Regions from separate parts of the Mus musculus genome. Here regions 1 and 2 are each linked to region 3. Evidence: chromatin loops called from intact Hi-C (ENCODE). Cell type or tissue: heart. All regions are shown on one strand. Links, peaks and the distances in the headings refer to the core of each region. The heading gives the core; the rest is flanking DNA.

Region 1 (6,175 bases), core at 738-5,737, 64 kb after region 3:
CTTGAAACTGCAGAGTGATGGCCGACGAGAGGGCCAGTACGGGCGGCTCATCAGCCCACCGGTGCACCTGCCCCGAAGCCCTGTGTGCATGGAGTTCCAGTACCAAGCCATGGGCGGCCACGGGGTGGCACTGCAGGTGGTTCGGGAAGCCAGCCAGGAAAGCAAACTCCTTTGGGTCATCCGTGAGGACCAGGGCAGCGAGTGGAAGCACGGGCGCATTATCCTGCCCAGCTATGACATGGAGTATCAGGTGAGTCAGGGAAGAAAAGGGGTGTGTGTGTGTGTGCAAGAGGCAAGGGACTCACTGTGATCCCCATTCCAACATTTCAAAGAGCCTGCCCATTCATCATTAAGGGACGTGGTTAAGCTCCGCTGTTTTCATTGTGTTTCTTGTGTTGCCATGGCAACTAAATGACACTTATTTGTTATTCAGAATGCGCCTATCTCTACACCCAGACTTGGTTCTTTGTTCCTCCTATTGCCTTTTATATTGCTGAAATCTTCTCCAACAAATGTTTCTTCTCTCCATTTTATTTTAGATTGCTATCAGGTAGGCCGACAAAAGGACACAGAAGCCAGGGAAATAAACACAAATGTCCCCTCTATCCCCAAGGCAGTGGAGGGCTCAGGATGGAGGTGGCCGTGGCCGTGCCTTCCCAGACCTGCTCCAGAGAGCACGGATCCAGAAAGGGGCGTAAGATGGATAGGCATCCTCCATCAAACCCGAGAGCCCCAAACAAGTGGCTTCTCTCTCAGCTTCTATTATCTCTGTCCCACGGAGCAAGAGGCACAGATGGGCCCACACATCTGTACCCACATCTTGGGTTAGAGTAGACACACTGTGGACGAGGGCGCTGAAAACCAGCCAAGGCATTAACCTGCTCCTCCCCAGATGAAGAGCAGCAACAGATGGCTGGAGAGGCAGCCAACTGCTCTTTCAGCTTGCCAGAGGACATGTGCTCGTTTGCAGAAAGAACCTGGGGAGGGCGAGAATGAGGAGTGGTTAAAGACCACAGAGCTGAGTGTAGTGTGCAGGCTGTAGCCACTCACTTCTGAGACTACAAGGCATCCGGAGACCCTAACTCCCCAACCTGGGCCCCCCATTTATTAACCTTAGTCCCAGGGGGCATTAGAAGAACCTGTTAGAGGTTTTGTCTCCGTTTTTGTCTTTGTTTGAGTTTCTCCAGGCAGAAATGTATCTTACTGGATTTTGTTACTACCTCATCTGTGTGCCTAACACATAGTAGATGCTCAGTAAATTGTTGATAAAAGAGTAAATTATTTCCCTGCTGTTATATGAACAGATCTCTAAGTCAGAGTGTGAGGAGAGGTCATGCAGAAGGCCGTCCAAACCTAAGGACCGTGTTTCCTTTATTACCATCACTTGCTCATGTCCTCTGAGTTCTCAAATACCTGCCCTGAGCACCCGAAGGATTTCCAGGAAAGGAACCTCTGAAATAGCTAGGGAAATATCAGTACCCCTCTCCCTCAAGGATGCTTCAATTGTGGTTCTTTTAATCAGTATGTTCTTGTTACTGGACAGCAATATCTATCAACTTGTTACATTTTCTTATCCTCTCAAATGTGTAATTGATTTGAACCAACTCTTCTTAAATTAAGATTTCAAGAGATGGAGCCATGTGGTCCACAGATGTGTATGTACCAGGTGCAATAACACACACACACCGGATGAACCAGGAAGATTAGCTAATCTTGGCTCTTGTCCTTCCGGCTCTAGATCGTGTTCGAGGGAGTGATAGGGAAGGGACGATCGGGAGAGATTTCCATCGATGACATTCGGATAAGCACTGATGTCCCACTGGAGAACTGCATGGGTACGTGCCTTCCTCTCTCTTGGCGGTTGTTTCAAATAAGACATTGGGATATGCAGAAGGAAGCAACTGCTGTCTTCACATTTCCCAGAGGGTCGGGCTGTGCTAGTCTGTGCAGGAGGTGAAGTATAGACTTGGTTGAGTCTTGGGCTGAGGGTGGGAGGGGTAAGACTAAGACATGAGGTGAAGGTTTTATATATCCATCTCCCAAACAGAAATAGATGTGCATTAAGTATGTGAAAATTTGGGGTGCCGAGACCCCATCATCAGACTCCAGTTTTTAAGCAAAGAAAATGCTAGAGGACACGAGTGCCTGCCAGTCAGAATTACATGCTGGGAAGGGTTGATGGATTTAATGGAAGCCTTCAGTGGTGGGCAAAAGTGCTACCCGTGCTATATAAGAATGCTAACACAATTACCCACGCCATTCTTTCACATGAATGAACTGCAGGGAAAATTACGGCATAAGAAATCAAATGTTACATTTTGTTTTCAAGCTAATATTTCTAATGCTCAAGAGTCTAGACTTGTAGGATTAAGCATGGCGTACCAGAGGACCCCCTCACTATCTCTTTGGTCAGAAGTGCTAAGAACCAGCCCTCCTGAAATGCACACATTTCTGCCCAAGGCTCCATCCTGAAGCAGGGGTTTCCCTAAGGGCACCCCAACAACCTCCCATCCTAGCCGTGGATCTTTCCCCAAACAGAAAAGGAATAGGACTCGCTCCCAGCCAGCGGAGTTGCTGTAATAAGTTACCAAGTGCTGTTCTTGGACCTTGGGTGTCTGTGCCTAGTGATGTCAGAAGCAACTGGGACTTCCCCAGTCCCCCAAGCAACTCTCAGGGCTTGGGCATCTAAAACTAATCCCAGGTCTGAGAAAGTAATCAGTGGTAAGTGGCTGATTACAGTGCCTTGGGGACCTGTTACTCTGTGAAGGACTTTTTGTTCCAAAGCAACTTGAGCATCCTCTCTGCTTACCCTAGCCCCGTGATGATGGTAGGCAGAGTCTAGAAAACAAACAGGAGGTGGGCCACGTTCTGAAGCATATTGCCAAGTGGCCTAACAGACTCAATTGTGTCATATTCGTTAACTTTTCTCTCTATCTAACTCAACTTTTTTTCTGTTTTTTGTTTTCTCTTTCAGAACCCATATCAGCTTTTGCAGGTGAGGATTTTAAAGGTAAAAAAAAAAGAACATTTGTTTTGCATGGCTTTTTCTCTTTCCATGTGATGTGAATTTGGTGGGGGGAGTAACTCCCATTTTAACAAAGCTTGCAGGAGAAAACAAATGCTTCACTTTCTCACCACTAGGTGGCGGCAGCGACACCCATAGATTCCGGGGATTGAGATCCTCAATGTCTCTCATTTAATTAAAGCTTAGAAACCTATAATAGAGACAAATAGGTTACAGATAAACCTTTGAGCCTTGCATTGTCCACTCGGGAGCAATGAGGTTGAAAATGCAGGAGTGGTGAGAAAGGAGAGGCTGTGGGAAGATTAACCCTCAGTGAGGCGTAGTACCAGCATTCTAGTGAAGATGTTGGGAGAAGGAAAAAAAAAAAAAAACCTGAGGAGGGCTGTGATCTTAACAGGGGGAAAGGTGCTGAATTCAAAGCTGGTAGAGGGAGCAAGGAGGTTCATTCTCTGACTAGAGTCAGGGCACTTGAATCTCATGGCTGGGAACAGAAAGGGACACTTCCTCCCTAAGAAAGCAACTAGAGAACAAAGCAAAGTAGAGGGAAATTGGGATGCTTGCCTCATCCAAGAAAAGAAGCAAGGGCTCCCAGCCTGGAGCGAAGGGTACATTTGTGCTTTTCAAATGCAGCGGGTTTACACTCGCCCTCCACAGTCAGTCTGGCTGCTGATGCTGCCCAAGTCCTAATACTTAAGCTCAGTAGCTGCTCTAAGTGCTGAGTGCTCCTCTGCAGTTGGTGGACCGCAGCATGTTCACAGACCCTCGCCCAGTGCTTAGTCCCAAGGGCCTGTTTGGTGCCAGCCGTGAGAGAGCTGTTACACCCTGTCTGTGCTGCCTAGGCTGGACCCTCTAGGTGACAGCATTTTAGAAATAAGATCCCCATTTTATATATCCAAATTCTCCATATCTTATCTCCGCTCTCATGCATCTGCCTAGTTCCTGACTAGAGAGAGAGATGAGCCCTTGGCTTGACACCTGTATAGGCTCCCTGAATCCAAGTCGCCCTGCCTAATTTGCCATTCGTCCCTAGCTCTAAGACCATCAATACGGAGGGGAAAGTGGTAGAATAGAGCTCTGGCCGGTGTATGTTTTGATTCTTATCCTCTCTCCTGCTCCCCCACCACATGTGGAAGTATTGTGCATCCATGTGCACACCTTGCTGCTCCCTGGGGTGTAGCTGTGAACGCAAAGCCTGACAGGGAAAGTTAAGGTGCAAACGGAACAGCTTGGACTGTTAGAGCTTGGCGCTCACCTTCCTGGTGCAGCCTAAGGTTTATGCTGGGGAAGAGAAGCCTGCTCCCGACTCTCTGTGGGTTGTTGAGCCTCAAAGCTCCCTGAAAGGCCAGTAACTGCTATAAAAGCTGTGCTCGACCCATGTCTGGGCGTGACTGACAGGAACAACAGCTGAAGGCTTCACTCCTCTGAGAGAATAAACACACCAAGCGCACGTGCTCTCCTTGAAGTTGTGTGCGGCACAAGGCTGCACACCCAGGCCCTGTTCGCCTGTTAAAAAAAAAAATATATATATATATATATATATATATATATATAAAATAAAGTCTCATCTGAGTGGCAAATGTGCACTTAGGCTAAATAAACACCGGGCTCAGTGGCTCGAAGGTAAGACTTCTCAGTATGTTCTTGATGCTTTGGGGCTGTACAGAGAGGGCTCCAGTTGCAAGCATTGACTCACGGATGCAGACATGACAAGGAGGCAACCAGGTCTTTGGGTGCAGAGACTTGGCTCAAGAACATTAGAGAGCCAAGAGCACAGTGCGAATTAGAAGTTTCAACCACACTGACGTGTGTTCTGTGACGCTTCTGGGTGCTAGCCAGGTGAACCTGGGACCTTCTCACACGTCTCCATCTTTACTCAAACAAATGGTCTCCACTTGGGAGACATGACTTTTGTTCTCTTCATGGGCAGGACAGTAGGAGCCTCTTGCTCAAGACATAAAATCAGCATTTTTACTCAAAACAGAGAATCAGAGTAAAATCAGATTCAGGCAGGCAAGTTACCAAGAACTGATGTGGGGACCCCGCTTACAACCACCATTTGCATTGCTTCTGTGCCTATAGGATTCGGGTTATGTTCCTTTTGATTATAAACTAGTCATGCAGGAGAAGTAATCCTACTCACTACAGGAGAGCAGTGTGTTCTGGGTGGATCTTCAGGGAAATGCAGAAGTGGCCTTTGGACCTGTGCTGATGGGGGCTCTGGATCTTTCTTCGTTTGAAGTATCTTTGGTTTCTGCCTTTAACTGGCTTCTTGCATTGCCGCTTCATGTGCCTGTAGACCGTGTACGTGGATGTGACTTAGTGTGGAAGAGAAACTGTACAGAGAAGGAGGAGGCAGAGGAATTGAAAACACTGTGTCCTCATGCCATTCTTTAGAAAGATCTTTTTGTCGCTCATATGAGTCATGTTTGAAACAATGTAACTTGGGTGTGCTTGCTTTGCTTGCTTGCTTGCTTGCTTGCTTGCTTGCTTGCTTGCTTGCATAAGCAGTGACTATAAACATGGTGTCGTCACGTATCTTTGTTCTTAAGGTTCGAGCTTTAACAAATGAAAAACCGTGTATAAAGGGAAAGGGGAAAAAAGACTGAAAAGCCGTATAATTAAGGTGATGAATTATTTCCTCTTGCTCAGTGCTTTTTTTTTCTTAATAAAAGAAAAGGTAACAAGCAAGAAGCCAGTAAAGAAATAGATAATGCCCACAGTCAGGATAGTGGGGCTCCTGACCAGGTGGATATTTTTAGTAGCTTCTGGTGAAGACAAGAGTTGTTGTTGCTCCTGTAGGAGGCTGTGTGTACTGAATGCAGTAGGAGCAGAAATCATGGAGACCCAGGCAGGGCTGCACTGTGAAGGTGTTCTTGGGCTGCGGTTCCCTGAACTCCCTTCTTATTAAGGGCCCTTAAAGGAACACGCGTATGCTCTGATAGTCCCATGGTTGTGAATGTGTCTCCAGCCGTTTCTAAGGCTTCTGTGCTCTCTCTTTTGGACTCTACTGTGTGCCTTTCTGCTGTCCCCCTACCTGCCCCCCTCCGATTTTCATCCAGATACAACCAGGAGAAAATGAGCATCAAAGGCCGTCCTGTGGACATGGCTGGGAATCGTTGTTAGGGAGCCGCACATAGGGTAAAGCTGAGG
Region 2 (6,175 bases), core at 738-5,737, 54 kb after region 3:
AAGAACCAGCTCTCAGAAGCCCATCCTGACACTGTAGATAGCCACTGCTTTTAGCCCCTGTGAGGGAGAAAGGAAAGGTACCTGCTGGTTCTACTGCGCATGCGTTAACAATTGCCTTCGGGAAGTATTGAACAATAGACCTTCCAAGAATTGAAACAAAGTCCCAAACTTGCTTGACAAGGTGTGCCACATTCAGTAGTAAAAATACTCTCCCCACAGTTTAGCTAGGGAGCCTCAGACTGGGAGGTGGAGCTGGAGGCAGGCAGGCAGGCAGGCAGGCAGGCAGGCAGGCAGGCAGGCAGGCAGGAGGAGGGCTAGAGGAACGTTTTCCCATGGTACAGGTACAGGAAACACAAATCATCGGCAGAGTGAAGTAGACTGAAATAATTAAGAAATGTTGAGTTGCGGGTATTTATTAATTTCCTTTTTAAATATAATGTAATAGAGCTTTGTATGATTTAATTTTTAACAATGATTATATTTAACTGGCTCGTGAAGTTTCAGAAAATTTAACAAGTGGCCCTCACAAGCCAGTACACATTGGCCTAAAAAACACTTTCTTTGGCTTCCGATTTCCACACACCTCCTGACTGGACCTCAGATGCCCATTAATAAGCCACCAAGAGAAAAGGGGGTTAATTCTGGAAATTTAGCAGACTGCATGTTGATGGAGCATACTGGGGGAAGGCCAGAAAATGAAAGGGGAGGGGCTTCGCTCTTGCTGACTTCTTCAGCGCTACCCTCACCCCATATGCCCATGGTGTCCTCTCTGGTCCCCAGGAGTTAGAGGTACTGGTGAGGGGAGATAAGCTCTAGAAGAACACTTGGGGCCACTTTCCTGCCACGGCCCACACTTGCTTTCCCAGAGGGTCACAGCATCTGCTCTGAAGAAAAACATTTTCATATTTCAAGTGTTTATCTCTTCAGCATTGGAGTGCTGGCTCAGAGAGATTTGTATCTGAGGATCACCACTGCCTCGGGCACAGGAGAGAGCACTTACCCCAGTCCCAGCTCCTGCCCCCTCCCCCCTCTCAGTCTCTGCAATAATGCTTAATTAATATAATGAGCCTCCTGCACGTTGGGAAAAAAAATACTTATTTTTATAACCCAGCCTGGATTTTTCATTTCATTTCCTCTCCTTTGAGACTGGGTCCAATTAATTGGTGGTTTTTCCCAGCCCCCATCTTGCTCTGAACGTAAGAAAGGTGAATGCGGTATGTGTGTATATGTGTTTACATTTCGTCTGCATGAGAGATAAAGAAGGCTTGGCTTGGCTGAGGCACTTTAAATAAAGGGTTGTACACGTGGACTCTCTGTGGGGTGAGAGGATTTACCATCTCTTACCCAGGGTCCTTTCGAATCCTCTGACTTCCCCTCCCTATGGTTCTGAGGTTTCCTCTGAAGGTGTCTGAGGCTAGCCCTAGCTAGACCACAAGGCCACCAGTGAGCTAGCTAGAGGCAGTTCTGCCAGAGCTTCCTCTGCCTCCCCTCTGCCTTAGCCTGCTGCCCTCTCCTCCCACTCTCACCTGAAAGCCTGCTCCCTTCACCCTTGCTACTCATTGGAAACAACGGTAGCCTTTGCTTTTGTTTCAGCTGATTCATCACACTCTGCAGTCAGGGGGTGGGGGCATGCTTTTCAGAACAGGCAGAATTCCAACATCTGGATGAATAGATGGGGACAGAGAGTAAATGGCGGCCATAAGGAACTGCTGGGTTTACCGTTGTTCCTGCCTTAAGACTCTGAGAAGGAAAACAATTATTTTCCTTTTCCAGAGGAATCACTCAAGTTTGGGAAAGGGACACTTGCAACCTGACTCCGGGACACAAAATCGTAATATTGTTCTCAGAACCCTTTATCCTCAGATGATTAAAAACCCCATCGTCTCTGTTTCCCACTGTCCTACTTACAAAATACCGAATTACGTTGCAAGCAGAAGATAGACCTCTTTCTGCTTTGGGGTGGTTCCTTCTTGTTCTTTCAAAAGAAAAAAATGGGGCCCCAAGGGAACTAGTCAGGAGAAAGGAAACAGCTGTTGCTGAGCTCAGGGCAGAGAGGATACTAATGGGCACAGAATGACTGGCACCTCGCCCCAAACCTGAAAGCCACTGTGTCACCCTACTTTGCTCTTCCACAAAGAGACCAGACCCATTGCTCTCTAGAAGGATGCAACATGCCTTATCCCCTCAGTGAGTGTGCAAACAGAAGTCAGTAAATTCCGGAAAAGATGTATCTCAGTCAAACACGGAGGAGGTGAGGATGAAGGGGGAAGGGGGCGGGTCAGGATGGCCATGCCGAAATTCAACACAGACAGTTGATCGCAAGTGTCCATGGAAACCACTTACATTGCTTAGATATTTTCTGATTGAGTTGTTTTCTCGTGTTTTCTTTCCTTTCCTTGCTCCCTTTTAAGTCAGCAATTAGTTCTGTTCCTTTGGCTAGTGGTAATGGTTGCTCCAGGCTGACAAGACACCCACTGGTTTCATTCCACTGTTATTGTTTTTCAACATCGCCTTTCAAGCCACTCAGAATTTCTTTTTTTAGCTCTTGTGGCTAAGCTGCCTAGAGTGTGTTCCCACCACCCCCACCCCTACTGTGCTCCAAATCCAGTGACCCCTGGTGGTAGCAGAAGAGCCTGCCCCACCCTCCCTGACAAGCCACTTTGTCATCTCTCTGAAGCTACAATGACATGGGGTCATTGGTAGGAGAGCAGGCATATTTAGAGTTCTGACAATGATCAGACTTGGGTCTTTAAGGAAGGACACAAACTCTCCTTGAAATGATTGGTGTCCAGTTCTCCAGTGTTGAGGAAGGAGCGCCCCCTCCCACAGCTGTTTGTGGCTATTTCTAGTATAATTTTAATGACCTAAAATAGTTTCAGCCGATGCATCAGTTCTGCCGTGGCACTGGTCTTATTTCGTGGATGCAGAGACCGCACTGTCCGTGCGTGGAAGCAGCATCCCAGTCATGTATTAGATAATACCTACTGTAGCACCTTAGGCAGTAGCAGAAGATCAAGCCCCCAATTCTTCCTGATGCTTCTATAGCTTGGTTTAGTGAGAACCATGAAGCAGGGAGTTACGGAGGTGGATTTGCCTGAGCCCATTCTGCAAGTGTTGCTATTTTGATTTTCCATCGATGCCACTCTATCTCCCTCAGCAACTATGGGAAATTAACGAGGGATAACGCATTAAGGACTACATGGGGTCACTCGGGAATAGTATACTAAGTAAATAGCAATACCAATAGTATCGAGACTTGTTATTGTCGTGGTCATTATTGTTGTAAAGAATGAGATAAGAGCTGGGCCTGCTGGTTGCTAGCGTATAATGTCAGCTACTTGAGAGACCGAGGCAGGAGGATTGGAAGTTTAAGCTTGAGCTGCAGAATGAGTTCAGGAGCAACCTAGGCAACTTAGCAAGGCTCTGCCATTTAAAAAAAAAAAAAAAAAAAAAAAAAAAAAAAAAAAGGAAAGGGGGAAAAAAAAGGAAAGGAAAAGGAAAAAGGAGAGCTGAGTTGGAGCCACTGGTAGAGTGCTTGCCTAGCATCTGGGAGTGTCTAGAGTGCCTAAGTCCCATCCCTAGCACCACTGGGGTGGGAAGGGGAAGGAGGAGGTAAAGGAAGAAGAGGAGGAGGGGGAGGAGGAAGAGGAGGAGATAAGGCCAGAGACAAACAGGATTCTGCCCAGTGCCTCCCGATCATGATCCAAGTGTGGTCTGGAACATGTGCTCTTTCACTCCGGAATGTGTGCGCCCTTTTATACAGTGATTGACCTGTGACATGTGGTTACAATGCTCCCCGACTTTGGTAACTAAACGCCATACAAGCATCTAAAGAAAACTGGCAAACTTGGACTGGGACAGCACTGTGAAGGGAGCTTTGCCCCGCTTACAGGAGGCTCAGAGGAAAGCTAAGTGGGAGTAAGCCAAGAATGTAAACACTCAAGTTTTACCCATGCTGGCCATCCCTTCAAATGGAGGGCGAATACCCTGTTAACTTGTTACTGGGGTTGTTTTGCTGCAGACTTGGTTGCTGATAAACGCCAGCAGAGTGGGAGACCAGAGCCCTGATGGATGAACCTAAGACGGGCTTGCTTTTTTTACTGTAAGCTAGCAATGGCTCTGAATTTAAAACCTCCCTCTATGCTCAAAAGATCAGGTGACAGCTTTCAATTCAGACACTGTCAAATCAGTAGTCTCAGCTTTCCTGATGCTGCCACCCTCTAATACAGGTCCTCCTGTTGTGGTGCCCGCCCCCCAGTCATAAAATTATTTGCATTGCTACTTCATTACTCTAAATCTAATGCTATTGTGAATCAGAGTGTAAATATCTGATATGCAGGATATCTGATATGAGACCCCAGTAAAATGATCATTTGAGCCTCTGGTGGGGTCGAGACCCACAGGTTGAGAACCACTGCCTTGGGAGGAAGGTGGCTATGGTTTGCCTAGGGCATAGCCCTTAAAAATACTAAGCCAGAAAACTGGGGCTATGGATCGTGATAGATAATTAAAGGACAGGACGAGCTGAGCTGAAGCAAGCAATAATCAAGGGATAATTTCAACTAGAACAGGAAAGAATGGGGCGGGGGGAGGGGATCCTCTTGTAAGACAGGAGGAAAACAGCCCTGTTGGTGGAAAAGATGAAAACAGAGAGAAGCTGTTATCCCCCTTTTCTTGAAAACCCTGAGAGACTGGGGTGATATTGGACGGGGAAATTGAGAACAAACTAACTAGATGGCAGAGCTTTCTGTGGAAGCTGACACACCACATCGAAAAATACCTCCAGGTAGCTAGCTGCCTGCAAGGACTGGTCCGGCTGAATCCTTAAATCCCTGCCGAATGTTCTATCATAAACCTTGAAAACATCCTGCCGAGTTCATCCAAAGTCAATGTTTCCCTTAACTGGTTGTTAATTTGAAGACCTTAGCAGAGATAGACTGACCTTGGGAGGCCGGCGGAGTGGCTGACTCATGTTTTAAGTATGACCTATACTAAGAGACTCCATCTCCTGCTGCACTAAATATTCTTTCAGATGGTTGTTCTAGTAGGAGGGCAAGATGCTAGCCAGGAGATGCGTGTGAGGGACAGATGGCGTGTTTGGCTTTGCAATAGCCAGGAGGATCAAGCTGGTGATTTATTTTGGGGTTGGCTAAAGGGGAGTAGACACAATTGAATCCATTGCAATTGGGCCGACCCCAGTCACGTGCCCAGAGGACACTTAAGCAGCTGAAGCCAGATGGGACCATAAATCGCCAGGTGAAATATCAAGAGGCCCTTTTAGAGACAGCGTCAGGTGAAGTGCCTGAGCGACCCTCTCCTCTGCACCTCCTCTCTGCCCTTTTGAACTTGAGTTGTTCATTCCCGTGTGATTGTTTGCTCTGTGTCATTGGCAACAGCGGACATTCCGAGTCAAGGACATAGCAAAATGCCTCCTAAATAAGTCAGGCCCAAGAGGACAGGGATTTTATATCTTAGGGACTTTATTTCTTCGTTCTCTTTCAGCAGCTGGGTGGATTTCCTTTCCATTGTCTTTTTGTTGGAAGTTACCCACTGCTGGTGTCCTAGCTATCAGCCACAGAAGAACGCAGATTCCTCCCCACCCCCACCCTCGCCCCCCAGGGCCAGGGCTTAGCTGGCTGCTTGTCATATTAGGGCAACTTCTTGGAATCCAAAAGAGTTCCTTCCTAAGGACCAAGGGAATTCATAAAGCAACCCTGCCCCCCACCCGACCATGCCCACGATTCTTTCAGGCACTGAGTACTTGGCCTTTCTTAGTATTTAATGGTGGTAGCCCATAAGCTGGAATATTCTACAAGGTCTTCACTTTCAGAATACATCCAAGCTTGGTACCTTGTCTGAATGTCAGGACTTTCAAGAGCTGAAGCACTCCATGAACAAGGACCCAGAAAGGGAGCATTTAAAGAGAGTAGGGTTGTGTTTCCTGGGGAAGCACAGACTAAAGGTCTTAATTGATATTCTCTCTCTCTCTCTCTCCCTCTCCCTCTCCCTCCCCCCCCCCTCTGCATCTGTCTATCTCTATCTCTTTCTTTCCCTCTCCCTCTCCTTTTCCCTCCCCCTCTCCCTCTCTGTCACTCTCCTTTTCTCCCTCTCCCTCTTCTTTTCTTCTTTCCTCTCTTCTTCTCTCTCTCCCTGTCTCCCCCTTCCTCTCTTCTCC
Region 3 (6,175 bases), core at 849-5,848:
GTTGAAATAGTCTCCTGGGTTGCCATAAAAGGTTCTCAAACAGTTGTAATCAGCTACTGGGAGGGAGGAGTTGTAGAGGGAAGGCTATCTCTGAAGTTCTTTGGTGGTGTTCTCACTTCCAGATCCACCCTGCGGAGGTCGGCTGAATTCCAAAGATGCTGGCTACATCACTTCCCCAGGCTACCCCCAGGACTATCCCTCCCACCAGAACTGTGAGTGGATTGTCTACGCCCCCGAACCCAACCAGAAGATTGTTCTCAACTTCAACCCTCACTTTGAAATCGAGAAACACGACTGCAAGTAAGCACAGCCCTGCTGACTGGGGACGCACACACAGGGCCACTGCTCTGATATTCTGTCCTTTCTCTCACTGAAGGGCAGTTGTGGGCCCTAGCCACAGAGGGCCACTTAAACATGGCATTAGCTTCTAGGAGAGGTAGGGTGGATTTGATTCTGTGGTATTGTAAAGAATCTTTTGGAATGAGGTACAGAAAACAGTGGTACCCTGTCTGTAGAAGTTGGCAGTGGAAAGAGTTTCCATTGGGGCAAGAAGCAGACTACAAACCCCGCTTCTTGTATCTGTGACTTAGCTTCCTTTGGAGGGCTCCCCCATTTTGATTGCTGCCTTATCAGGAACCCTACAAGCTTCCCTAATAAAATGGTAGCTGGGTCCTCAAATATATCCAGCAATAGGGATTGGCTTATTGCTTTCCAAAGGCGCTGCTCATTGCAGAGTTAAAAATACAGAGTTGGTGAAGGATGGGTTAAGACTCCAATTGATTCTTGATGTCCATGCTGCACAGGTTACTCTCAAAGATGCAGGTATAGATTCCTTCTACAAACAGTTCTAATTGCTTTACAATTAAGCCACTCAGTTCTTGCTGTAGCCCTGGGAAGCTGGTGCCATCATGATCTTCATTTTGACAAGAGGACACTAAAACACAGAGAGGTTAAGTCAGTTACTCAAGATGGCCTCAGCTGGTCTTATAACAGGACATCTGTTCAGCCACCTTGGAGATGCAGACAGTCAGAGAAATGCTCGTAAGATGCTGTGCGCACTCGGGAAAACAGGCTGGCTGAGTAGTCTCTAGACCTCTGTCCTGTGTGCTTGCCTCATGAATCAAAAGTGAAAGTGTTCATAAAAGACTATGGCACTGGCAGTTTTGGTCTTTGTACCATACGTTCTGGTGACTGTTCAGTATCCACACGACACCTAAACACTCCGAGCATTCCTGTGACCAAGGAGTTGGGAGTCCTGGATAATTAATAAGGAGACAGCTGGTGGGACAGGTATAAGAGAGCAGGTGACACTCCTGGCCCCTAATGTAGAGCAGGCTTCAGTCCAGGCCAGTGCTTCCTCTGACGGACTCAAGGCTCCTCTGTAACTAGTACTAGACCCCGAGGCCTGGCAAGCTGCTGTCCTTATTATACTCTCAGGACCACTTTGCACCTACAGAATGGTTTCCTTCTAACAGGAGGTAGTCTGTGCTGAAAACCAAAGAGTTTCCCGGATGGATGCCACATGTGACTAAGAGTCACAGGATGGGGTTTCTAATTCCAGGACCAGTCTTGGCTGCCTGGATGACATAGCACATCAGTTCCTCCTTTGTCTGTCTTACACAGACACACTGGACACATTGACTCAGCATCCCAGGATTCCACTTCCCCAGCAGCAAAGCTGACAAAGAATTTGGGTTTGAGCAGCTCTGTAAAAGGACTTTTGGGTCCCAGCGTCTTTGGCATCAACTGAGACATAATGCACAGAGTGCTTGAGAGCGGGCTCAGAGGAACTTGACTAAGCACCTCTCCGGACAGAGGGCCAAATTCGGTTCTGCTGATCCCAGTGCAATCTCGAGGGGAAATTGCTAAGAGGCCATTTTATGGATATTCACTATGACAGGGGAAAGGGGCCTTGCTTTTTAGAAGGTTGGATTCAGACAGCAATGAGCAAAGCCCCAGATATATTGTGTAGAGTAAAAGGCTAGGGACGCACTCTGCAGCCCCGGGATCCAACCCACAGGGCTGCAGAACTTGGTGTGGAGCAGAAGGACTCATACCTCACCTTTGCTGGAGTCTGAAGAGAGGAAACAGGCAAGTTACAGGCTCTCTTCCCGGCTTCTCAGGCCTTCCTAACTAGCTTCCTGTTTTTCTCCACATGCCTCATCCTTGCTGCTGGCTGCAGCCTAAAAGGTCACAGAGGTCAGAAAGAAAATCTTTCTGGAATCTATTTCCCCCTAGTGTCAAATTGTCTGCAAGGCTCCTCTAGGCCCACTTACCCTCGCTCTCGGTCCTCACCCACCCCGCCACCGCTCCCCCACACCCCATCCTCTGTCTCTCTCATTAATTTTTATATTTAGAAGGCCGTATCTGGTCCCACTTGCCCTCATTTGCATGCAGAACAAGGGGCTTGCCCGATTTACTTTCTTGAGAAAGGAACACTTCATCTCATTAAATCCTGGAAGGTTTTTCTTGTTCTTACACTCTTTTTGACTCCTTCTTTTCCACGCTGCATTTTTTTTTAAATAGCATTTGCTATCAAAGGAAATCCGTCCCCTCTTTCTTCGCATTTTGGGGACATGCTCAATTGTTTTACCTCAAAGTTTATGAAGCAGGTACCTCTCCCAACAGAAAATTGCCTCTGCTGCCCATCTCTGAGTGAGCAATAGCTTGGAGAAGAAAGAGGAAATGAAAGGGTACAGCCTACATGCCTGCCCGAGTTGTCTCTTCTGCTTTCTCTGCATGAAATGAACTACAAAAAAAATGGCCCTCTGACCTAAGACCAGGGCCCTTATAGGGAAGATTATTCTGGTCTGTGGTACCTAAGCCTTTTCCTCTCTGTACCTTAAAGTCTCCATTCCAGAAGGTCAAGGCAACCCCCAGACAGATCTTTTCCTGACCACCGCTTGTTCATTTTGTTCCACTGAATCTTGCTGTCTGCTTGGAAAATTTCACTCACAAGCGTCAGCCGTTCTGTGCCAGTGCAATCCGAAGCCACCCTTTCTCTTAGCTTTGCCTGCCTCCTCCCTTGGGCTATCCACAGGGAACCAACCCCTAAGCACCAGCATGCTGTCCTGGGGACTGGGGAGCAGCTACAGGCAGAAGCAAAGGCCGTTGTGGCATTGACAGCTACCTGTGTCAAGGGACAGAAAGACAGGACTCAGGGCTGTCTGGGCAAACAGAAAGAAGTCACTTCATCCCCCTGGGAGCAGAAGATACCAGGAGGCTGCTGCCTTGGCAGACAGAGAGAAGCCATTCGCTTGAGTCATCAGCCAGAGGGTTCAGCGTTATGGTTTTAGAAACATACACACAAGACTGGGTATTTTTCCACTTCTAAACTGTGAACTGTATGAACTCTTAAAAACATTCACCAACATGCTGTCCTATACAACTTACTCACCAGTCTTCAAGCAGGCTTGGTGTGCATGTGCTTACACACACACACACACACACACACACACACACACACACCCATTGTAGAGGTCCAATCAAAGGTAACTAAAATCAAGACCTAGTTCCTAGAAAGAACAAGTATGTAGCAGATAGGTATCTTGAAAATATCTTGGGGAAATTTGAAAACTAGGAAGTTGTGAACATACATTTCTTAGGCCACCTCACAAGTAAGTCTACGTAGATTCAGAACAAAACTACCTCATTCCTGTCAAAGTGAAGCCCATTGAGGAACAATCTCTCCGGGCAGAGTCCCTCCGTGGAAGTCCTGAACATTTTAAAGCCTCACTTCCATGTTTTCTTAAACAAAACCAACAAACGTTGAGGAGAGTCATTTTTTGTTCTTGATGATTTAGGATGGTAATTCTAGACTTCACTCCTTCGTGCACGATGAAGGCCGATCAATGTCCTCTTTGGATCTGATTGGCTCTTGAGGATGGATGCACTTGAATGCAGTACCGGCAAAGCCCAGAAGAGGGCGCCAGATTCCCCTGAAGCCACAGCTAACAAGCAGTTGTGAGCTTTTGAATGGCTGTGCTGTGAACTGGGCTCGCCGCAGAGCCATCTCCTCAGTCTACATTTGAATTTTTGTTGAGCTTTTAAACATCTTAAGTCCCCCAAACCATGATAACAAGTACTTTGCTGTGTCTAGTTTGTGTTACCACAGTAAGTTAGCAAGCTCGTTAAATGCCTCTGTCATGGGAAACTCGAGACTATTTTCTCCTCGTACTTCTTGCTTTCAATTCTTATGAGTATCCTTCCTCATACAGCCTCCCTCTTCTGACTTGCCTTTATTTTTCATATGTATCAATTTTGCCGTAGAAGATCTTTGCTGTCTATGCCAAAGATTAGGTCCTGGGGTTCAAGATTTCAACCCTAAGTCCGTGTAAATTCAAGGCTACCATTTCTTACTTGCTTCGTTCAGCCAAGGCCACGACAGAGTAAGGACTGCCTGGAGATTGACTCTCACCCCGACTGAGCGTAACACAGCACCCATAGTTCTCAGCGTTGGTTTAGACTCCTGTTTCTTCTGATCCTCTCAGTCCCCTACATTCTGGATATGGGTATGGGCCTCTTGCCAACTGTCCTAGCTAAACAAAATGTGCTTGTGTTTACTTACCACAGAGGGTCCCTCTAAATCTTAGAAGATCCTGGGTTGATAAATTAACCATGAGGCTAAGCAGGGGCAAGAAACCAGACCTCAGTAAGCTGGTCCCTTCATGACGAGCAGTCAGCGCTTCCCTGTGCTCAGCAAACAGCCAACATTCCCAGCAACCAAACATAGCTCTTCCACCCGTATGAAGTCTCCCTGAGCTCCCGTGGCATGGGCTGTACCTCCTTCTCTACCCATGTTTCCCCAGGGTTTGTCTCCTTGCCCTTTATTGGCTCCTGCTCCAAGCCACCTCAATCACACTGTCTGTTCCAGTGTGATGATCTCACGCTCTCCAATGGCACAGACCCCATACCCAGACTATGAACTGCAGAAACGAGCCTGCGAGAGAACTCAGCAGGTGTGTGCACATACTTCTTTTATTGATGTCTTGTCACCGATTGCACCAAGGCATCCGTGATATGAACTGTGGTATAAATTGTGTTGGAAAGTGGGCAGGTCAGGGTTTCCCCATTCTTCCATCTGAGATTACAAAGGAAGGACAAAGATGATGGGATCTGGGCTATACATGTCACTAACTACTCAGACTTGGGTCTGTCACCAGCCAAATGGCCATAGGCCGTTCACTCTGTGCCCAGGAAGTGCTTAAAAGCACCTATTATTGCCAAACTTGATGGCCAGTTTTGGAAATACATGGGGTTAGTAAATTGTACCCTTTGACCTGATAGATTTTGGGACTCCAGAGTAGGAGGTGGTGAGGTCAAACTGTCCCAGCTGGCACAGTACGTCTGAGCCTGGCAGTGGGTTGGCAATTTTCTGTCTTTGTCTCAATAGACAGGAAAGCATATGAAATAGCTCCTCCGACACACACAAATGAAGAATCGTGCTCTCAGACGGCTTAAGCAAGTGACCCTCAGGTCCTGTCCTCTGAAGGGCCTGGGTAAGGATTTGAGCCCTACTTTCCAGTCTGCCCTTCTTTAATCTCATGCTGTCTGCCTCCCCCTCCCTCACACTGCATGTCCCCACTGTGACTTGATGGGAGACTGTTATCTGAGTCCACAGTACCCAGGTCCAGCTTAGGCTGGAAGACCCGGGGAGGCTCCCTGGAAGAGGAGCTGCCTATACTGACCCTAGAGGAGTCAGTCAGCAAGAGGGAATGTGCAAGGGTGGCACTCTGAAGAGAGGACTGTCGCTAGCTCTGGGAAGTACAGTCATAAACATGGCTGACCTTCATTTCCTTTCCTGTGAGTGCTGTCAGGGCAGGGGCAAGAGAAGGAAGGCTGTCCTTGTGACTTTTGCTACAAACCCTCTTCCTGGCAAAAAAAAAAAAAAAAAAAAAAAAAAAGGTGCCTGACATGTTACTTAACTCTATTTCCTGGCCAGGCCACTTCCCCCACCTCCTCAGGAGGGGGACCCAGAGCAGGAAGCAGGAAAGGCTGGGATTATGGGGAGTCTACGGCCCCGCCCTCCCCGCGGTTGTAATGTCTCTTCTGCCTAGATCCCTATGTCCAGATGTCCTTAGGATAATGGAGAGTGTGGTTTGTTCTGGCACAGTCCAGGTTACAATCTGGATTAAGTCCTCGTCAGTTCACTCCTGTCCAGACCCTAGATCCCTTT

Evidence for each region. Peaks named below come from ENCODE experiments on the same cell type or tissue, not always from the same donor. Only the 100,000 strongest peaks of a DNase experiment are listed, where the experiment ranks them.
Region 1: a loop joins it to region 3, with 3 times the contacts of the local background. A loop is called at or near these places in 10 of 42 quality-filtered maps.
Region 2: it touches region 3 in a loop (2.6-fold over the local background); 10 of 42 quality-filtered maps call a loop at or near these places.

What each region holds. Positions count from the first base shown.
Region 1 is chr1:62,783,307-62,789,481 of GRCm38, forward strand. Nrp2 (neuropilin 2) reads left to right here. Exons shown (of 17, transcript NM_001077404.1): 13 at 1-250; 14 at 1,739-1,835; 15 at 2,975-2,995. Among named protein-coding and RNA genes, the nearest start is that of 4930487H11Rik, 8.3 kb to the right of the region's middle. In heart, for the core only: a CTCF peak has its summit at 3,133 (motif pointing right); no DNase peak of the experiment used is centred there.
Region 2 is chr1:62,772,441-62,778,615 of GRCm38, forward strand. The region is part of intron 12 of Nrp2 (neuropilin 2); the gene reads left to right. Among named protein-coding and RNA genes, the nearest start is that of 4930487H11Rik, 19 kb to the right of the region's middle. In heart, for the core only: a CTCF peak has its summit at 2,633 (motif pointing left); no DNase peak of the experiment used is centred there; H3K27ac peaks cover 2,349 bases.
Region 3 is chr1:62,718,808-62,724,982 of GRCm38, forward strand. It overlaps Nrp2 (neuropilin 2), which reads left to right. Exons shown (of 17, transcript NM_001077404.1): 2 at 123-300. Among named protein-coding and RNA genes, the nearest start is that of Gm29083, 3.7 kb to the left of the region's middle. In heart, for the core only: a CTCF peak has its summit at 3,915 (motif pointing right); DNase peaks (open chromatin) are centred at 1,634 and 2,104; H3K27ac peaks cover 2,809 bases.